Regions from separate parts of the Homo sapiens genome. Here region 1 is linked to region 2. A link is an interaction called in ENCODE POLR2A ChIA-PET data of the cell type or tissue named here. Cell type or tissue: CD4-positive, alpha-beta T cell. All regions are shown on one strand. Links, peaks and the distances in the headings refer to the core of each region. The heading gives the core; the rest is flanking DNA.

Region 1 (2,845 bases), core at 1-2,500, 1.2 Mb after region 2:
GCAGCGGCACCCACCACGACGGCGGAGAAGCCTCCAGCCGAGGCCCAGGACGAACCTGCAGAGTCGCTGAGCGAGTTCAAGCCCTTCTTTGGGAATATAATTATCACCGACGTCACCGCGAACTGCCTCACCGTTACTTTCAAGGAGTACGTGACGGTGTAGCCGGAGGGCGTCGGAAGGGGAAGCGCCATTCCCGCGGGGGGGCGGGGAGCTGAGCACCTGGGGCCTCGGGGCGGGCTCCCCTCTCGCCAACCCGCCAACCGCGAGAGACCCAGGCTGGCCCCCAGGGTGAGGACGCCCGGAGCGGAGGTAACCATGTTCCCCCTGCGGCGGCTGTCAGACCTGGGCGGAGGCCCCTTCCACGCGGTGCCGGCGGGGCTCGCCCTCTCCTGCCCTTCCCCGCTGGAGATGGACCCCCGGAACGGACAGGGCAGCTCTGCGCCCGGCCTCAGAGTTCTAGTATTATATTTTAACCGTGCTAACTTGTCAAGTGCTGACTCTACTCCCGTTTGTACGTGGTGTTATTATTGAAATGTATTGTTTGAGCTCAAAAGGCCCGACCACCCCCCTTCGGGCTGCTATATATATATTTATTTGTAGGTATTTATATATTGAAATATAAAAACCTAGATTTATGGAGTTTCCTCTAGATCATGTTATATTCTATATCAGACAAACTATTTTCTTTTGACCTTTCTTCCCCTCCATCCAGTATTTCGGTTGATTTCATTTTCTCCCCTCTCTTCCCCTTCCACGAACTGCAATACCAGTAACCTTGGTATATATTTTTTGATACTGTACACATGGATGTCTTGTTTCTATGTGCAAAAAAAAAAAAAAAAAAAAGTTTGTTAAAAGGCTACACGAGCTCTCTAGAAACTGCTGCTACTAGAAATGTCTAAACTATAAGCTTCCAACTATTACCTGCTTGAATGTAAATATTAAATGGAGATGTTGAAGGTGCATTTTCGCTGTTTGAGATGAGCGGACCCCTCTCGCCACCAACTCCGCCTTCGAGCCCTGTGCTGAACCTTTGCACCAGCGAAGTGGGCTGGTTTTGCGGGCCGCGGCGCCGGCGCAGGAGGGTGACCCCGCTCCCTGGGAAGTCGAGAGGCGCCCGGCTGGGAAGGGGAATTCCTGCGGGGGGGTGGGTGTGGGAGCCGTCCCCGCCCCCAGGGCTTTCCGGCCGGCGGTGCCCAAGGCACTGGCAAACCCTGGGTTCTGGGTAGGGGAGGAGGGGGTGCAGGGGTGGGCGGCGCGGACACGCGGGTGGGGCTAGTCTCCCTCGCGGCACCCACTGGGCAGCGGCTGACCTTTGGCTCTCCTCCCCCGTAGCCTCCACCCCTGGGGCTCAACACACCCAGGCGCAAGCCCTGGCGGGGCAGGGAGGTTCCTTCTTAATAATCGCGCCCGGTAGGGCAGGTTCCGCGGGGCGGGGACCCCCAGCCTCTCCGGCGTCCCTGGCTGGCATCGCCGGCCCTGCCCCACTGAGGAAGCTGCCGAGGCCCTTGCTCTTCGGGCTCTCTCCCCGGAAACCACCAGGCCAGAGGCTCCCACTAGAGGCGCGGCGAGCGCTGCCGGGGTGGGGGGCGGGGGGCTTCCTGCGAGATGGATGGGGACGGGGAGGAGGGCGGGGGAGCGAGGCCTGCCACCCCCACTTCCTTAGCGAGGAGAGCTGGGACTCCTCACCCTTCTCCCTTAGGGTGGCAAGGCCAAGGCCCTTGGTGTCGCGGGGGAGGAAGGGGTTAAGGTCCCAGAGGGGGCGACGGGACTGGGCCGAACTCCGGGGTGCGGCTCAGCGGGCCAGGAAGCCGCGACCCGGGAACGCGGCGGCGGTGGCCAGCTTTCTGCAGACGCAGCGATCTTCCTCCTGGTTGAGGTGGCCGCACAGGGCCAGGGACCGCGGGGCTGGGGGCCTGGCGGGCGCGGGGCTGCTCCCGGCCTCCGAAGCCCTTCCCCTGCCCGCCTGGGACCAAGGGGCCCGGGTCTGTGCGGGGCGCCAGGGCGGAAGAGGTCAACGTGGTTCAGAGTGGTGGGGGGTGGCGAGGTGGCGAGAGAGCCAGTGTGGGGAAGGCTGGGGAGAGATGAGGGCCAGGAGGGCGGGGAGGCCTGAATGCGGACAGTGTGGCCAGTGTTGGCTGCAGGCCACCAGCGGCTGGACGTGGGGGAGGGGAGCCCAGCATGGGGAGGGGAGGGGGAAGGGAAGTTCTTTAAAAAAAAGCCGTTGGGAGTTTCTAGCCCTGGCTTTTGTGAGTGGTCCCTCCCACTCCCCGGTCACCCCAGCCCCATTTAGAGTGAGTTACACAGTCCCCTCCCCCTCCACGGAATGAATGTCCTTTGCCACCCCGGGGGTGGAAGGAGGGTGATCTTGCTTCTGGCAAACTGCCTGCTGGGCACGAGAATTGGGCCTGTCCTTCACCGGCTGGTACACAAAGGCCCATGCCAGGCGTGGACGTCGTCTCCCTGTTTTTCTAGCTGAGGAGAACTGAAGACTCGGGAGGGGAAGGGAAGCCTCTTGTTCAGGCCCACAGTTGGTGACCAGAGTGACCCTTAGCCCTTGGTGGTGTCCCCCACCCTGTGGGTGGCTTCTGCCTGGCTGGGTCTGGGGGTGGGAGAGGGGAGGTAGAGGGTGGCACTCCCGCAGAACAGGGAAGGAAACCGTTCCACTACCATTCCTGGAAAGGTGTGGCCTGCAGGTGGCCTGAGGCCTTCAAAACCAGGCCTGCTAGCAGAGCCCTCGAGTGGAGAAGGGTGGTCCTGGGCAGAGCCTGAAGCCTGAGGTCAGAAGGCAGACAACGGGCAGAGGCCACGGGTGGGTCAGGAAGAGCTGCTGGGATATCAGCCT
Region 2 (2,899 bases), core at 148-2,647:
TACAGATCTGACTGAAGTCCCCTGCGGCAGCCCTGTGCTGACATCCATTGCCCCAAGGATAAAGACCTGGGTCCTCAGTCCCTCCACAGCAGCCTGCACCCAAGTCCCCTCGCTGAGCTCCAGCCACTGGCCCCGCTGGGCAGAAGTGACCATGTGATACAGAGCTCCCGCCTCCCCGGAGTGGGGTGAGAATCTAAGATCCCCGCTTCCCCAGGGCTGTGCAAGAGGCTGAACACCTGTGTGGACCTGTCTGCCCTTTGCCCCCACACGCTAGCTGACAGTAAGCCCCCCAGGCAGGCACACAGGAGAAGGATAAAAAAGGAGACCCCCGTGAACTGCTCAGAACAGGCTCAGCCCCAGGGGGCCTCTGCCCCCACCTCCCCACGCTCTATGGTTCTCTCTCCATGAGGTCCAGGGCCTCCCAAGACCTTCAGGTACTAAACAGCCTTTGGTCACTTTGGTCACAGCAGCTTCATTTACTGGGTGATTCTCAGTGTGATAACTGGAACTCGGCCTGACTCACCCAGGATTAAACCTCTCCCGGCTGCCTTGTGCTCAGACCTGCCATGGCAGGAAAACTTGGGGTTTGCAGATTCTTAAATGTTTTGTGTTATAAGCCGGGAGCGGTGCCTCACACCTGTAATCCCAGCACTTTGGGAGGCTGAGGCGGGCGGATCACCTGAGGTCGGGGATTCGAGACCAGCCTGACCAACATGGAGAAACCCCGTCTCTACTAAAAATACAAAATTAGCCAGGCATGGTGGCGCATGCCTGTCATCCCAGCTACTAGGGAGGCTGAGGCAGGAGAATCGATTGAACCTGGGAGGCGGAGGTTGCGGTGAGCCAAGATTGCGCCATTGCACTCCAGCCTGGGCAACAAGAGTGAAACTCCGTCTCAAAAAAAAAAAAAGTTTTGTGTTATATGGATTCCAGTTCTCAGCTGAAAAATCTCCACCTTTTCATCTACTTTCTCCCTTGCTTCCTCCATCTAAACAAAAACGCACAGAGTTCGAACTCTAAACAAAAACTCACAGAGAGTTCAGGGGTTCTCTGCTGCGACTTCCACTCTCTGGCTTTGTGTGCATCCGTTTCCACGGGCTATTTTTCCTCTTGATTTTTGGCCCTGTGGTCTCTGAATGCTGGATGTCATGCGCTGAAGCCTGGAGACTCCAGATCCGGGGTCAGCAAACTGCAGCGGGGGGCAGCCGCCTGCTTTTGTGAACGCAGCGTATTGAAACACACCCATGCCCATTTGTTCACAGATGCTCTGTGGCTGCGTGTGCCCTACAGCAGCACGGTTCAGTAGGCAGAGGCCACTTCTACTACCCGGCTAAGGAAAAGATGGGCAGAGCCTGCTCTGGATGACGCTGTGTTCCAGCCGGCGGAGAGGGTCCCCCATTTCCTCGGTAAGGAGGGTGACCTCCTCGCTCCAATCAGGGACTGAGCTGAGCTGAGGACAAGCTGCCCTTTCGGTGAGCCTATCTCTGTGTTGCTTGTTTCTAGGAACTAATCCTCCAGGAAATTAACAGACAGTTTGCTGTGGACAACTAGAGCCCTCCCCTTCCTTAGCCCTGAGCGAGGTAAACAATTCTGCTCTGCCTTCCGGAAGTTTCAAATTAGCTCTTCAACCAGCGTTTTCACGCAGCTTCCAGTCCTGCCACAGTCTTGAAGAAGAGATCAGCTTTCGCGTCTTCATTCTTGCCAAGATTAGCTGCCCTTCGAATCTCCCGTGTGTCATTAATCCCAGCACGAACAAGCACTTGGGAACTGCGGGCTGCAGATGGTCTGCTTATCCTACGGAACCCTCCTCTTTTGAGGCTTAACCCCTTTAGTCTTTGTTGCTTCTGTAGCTTTCTGATGCCATTAAAGAGATGATTTTTATATTTTTGCCTGGCCTTTCTAGTTCTTAGTGGGAGCCTTGATCTGCTGCACTCCATCCTACTTGGAAGTAGAAGTCTGTTTCCCCATGTTTAAAATGTTAATTTCAGGCCACGCACAGTGGCTCATGCCTATAATCCTAGCACTTTAGGAGGCCAAAGTGGGAGGGTCACTTGAGCCCAGGAGTTCCAGATCAGCCTAGGAAACACGGGGAGACCTCACCTTAAAGAAAAAAAAAAAAAAAAGGCATGCACTGAGCATGGTGGTGCATGCCTGTAGTCTCACTTACTCAGGAGGCCGGGGCAGGAGGATCACTTGAGCCCAGGAGTTTGAGGTTACCATGAGCTATGGTTGCATGACTGCACTCCGGCCTGGGCAACAGAGCAAGACCCTATCTCTAAAAAAATAAAAATAAAATAGGCTGGGTGCAGTGGTTCACATCCATAATCCTAGCACTTTGGCAGGCCAAGGCAGGAAGATCGCTTGAGCCCAGGAGTTCAAGACCAGCCTGGGCAGCATAGTGAGACCCTGTTTCTAAAAAAAGATATTAGCTGGCCATTGTGGCACATACCTGTACTTAGGAGGCTGAGGCCAAAGGATCACGTGTACCCAGGAGTTTGAGGCTGCAGTGAGCTGTGATCATGCCGCTGCACTCAGCCTGGGCAACAGAGGAAGACTCTGTCTCTAAAAATGTAAGTCAATAAAAATAAATAAAATGTTAATTTCAGTTTCCAATTGTTCCTTGCTAGCAAATAGAAATACACATTTCATTTTGTACACTGACCTAGTATTCTGTGATGTTCTAATTTGTTCTAGTAGACTCCTTTGAGATTTTCTATGTAGTCATGCTGTCCACAAATAGAGACAGTTGTGTATTTATTCCTTCCCAATATGTGTTCATTTTATTATTTTCTTGCTTATTACACTGAACGGGGCCTCCAGTATGATGCTGAATAGATGTGGTGACAGCAGACGCCCTTGCCTTGTTTCCTTCCTTATGGGGAAAGCATCCAATCTTTTA

Evidence for each region. Peaks named below come from ENCODE experiments on the same cell type or tissue, not always from the same donor. Only the 100,000 strongest peaks of a DNase experiment are listed, where the experiment ranks them.
Region 1: POLR2A ChIA-PET joins it to region 2 with 5 read pairs; 1 of 35 experiments calls an interaction of 5 or more read pairs at or near these places.

What each region holds. Positions count from the first base shown.
Region 1 is chr17:79,831,276-79,834,120 of GRCh38, reverse strand. It overlaps CBX4 (chromobox 4), which reads left to right. Exons shown (of 5, transcript NM_003655.3): 5 at 1-965. The coding sequence ends at 162. Among named protein-coding and RNA genes, the nearest start is that of CBX4, 6.7 kb to the left of the region's middle. RefSeq lists an enhancer at 1,426-2,247. In CD4-positive, alpha-beta T cell, for the core only: no CTCF peak of the experiment used is centred there; DNase peaks (open chromatin) are centred at 140 and 1,422.
Region 2 is chr17:81,016,953-81,019,851 of GRCh38, reverse strand. It overlaps LOC124904078 (a long non-coding RNA gene), which reads left to right. Exons shown (of 2, transcript XR_007065934.1): 1 at 1-1,406; 2 at 1,504-1,883. Among named protein-coding and RNA genes, the nearest start is that of BAIAP2-DT, 16 kb to the left of the region's middle. In CD4-positive, alpha-beta T cell, for the core only: no CTCF peak of the experiment used is centred there; a DNase peak (open chromatin) is centred at 1,601; H3K4me3 peaks cover 1,224 bases; H3K27ac peaks cover 1,648 bases.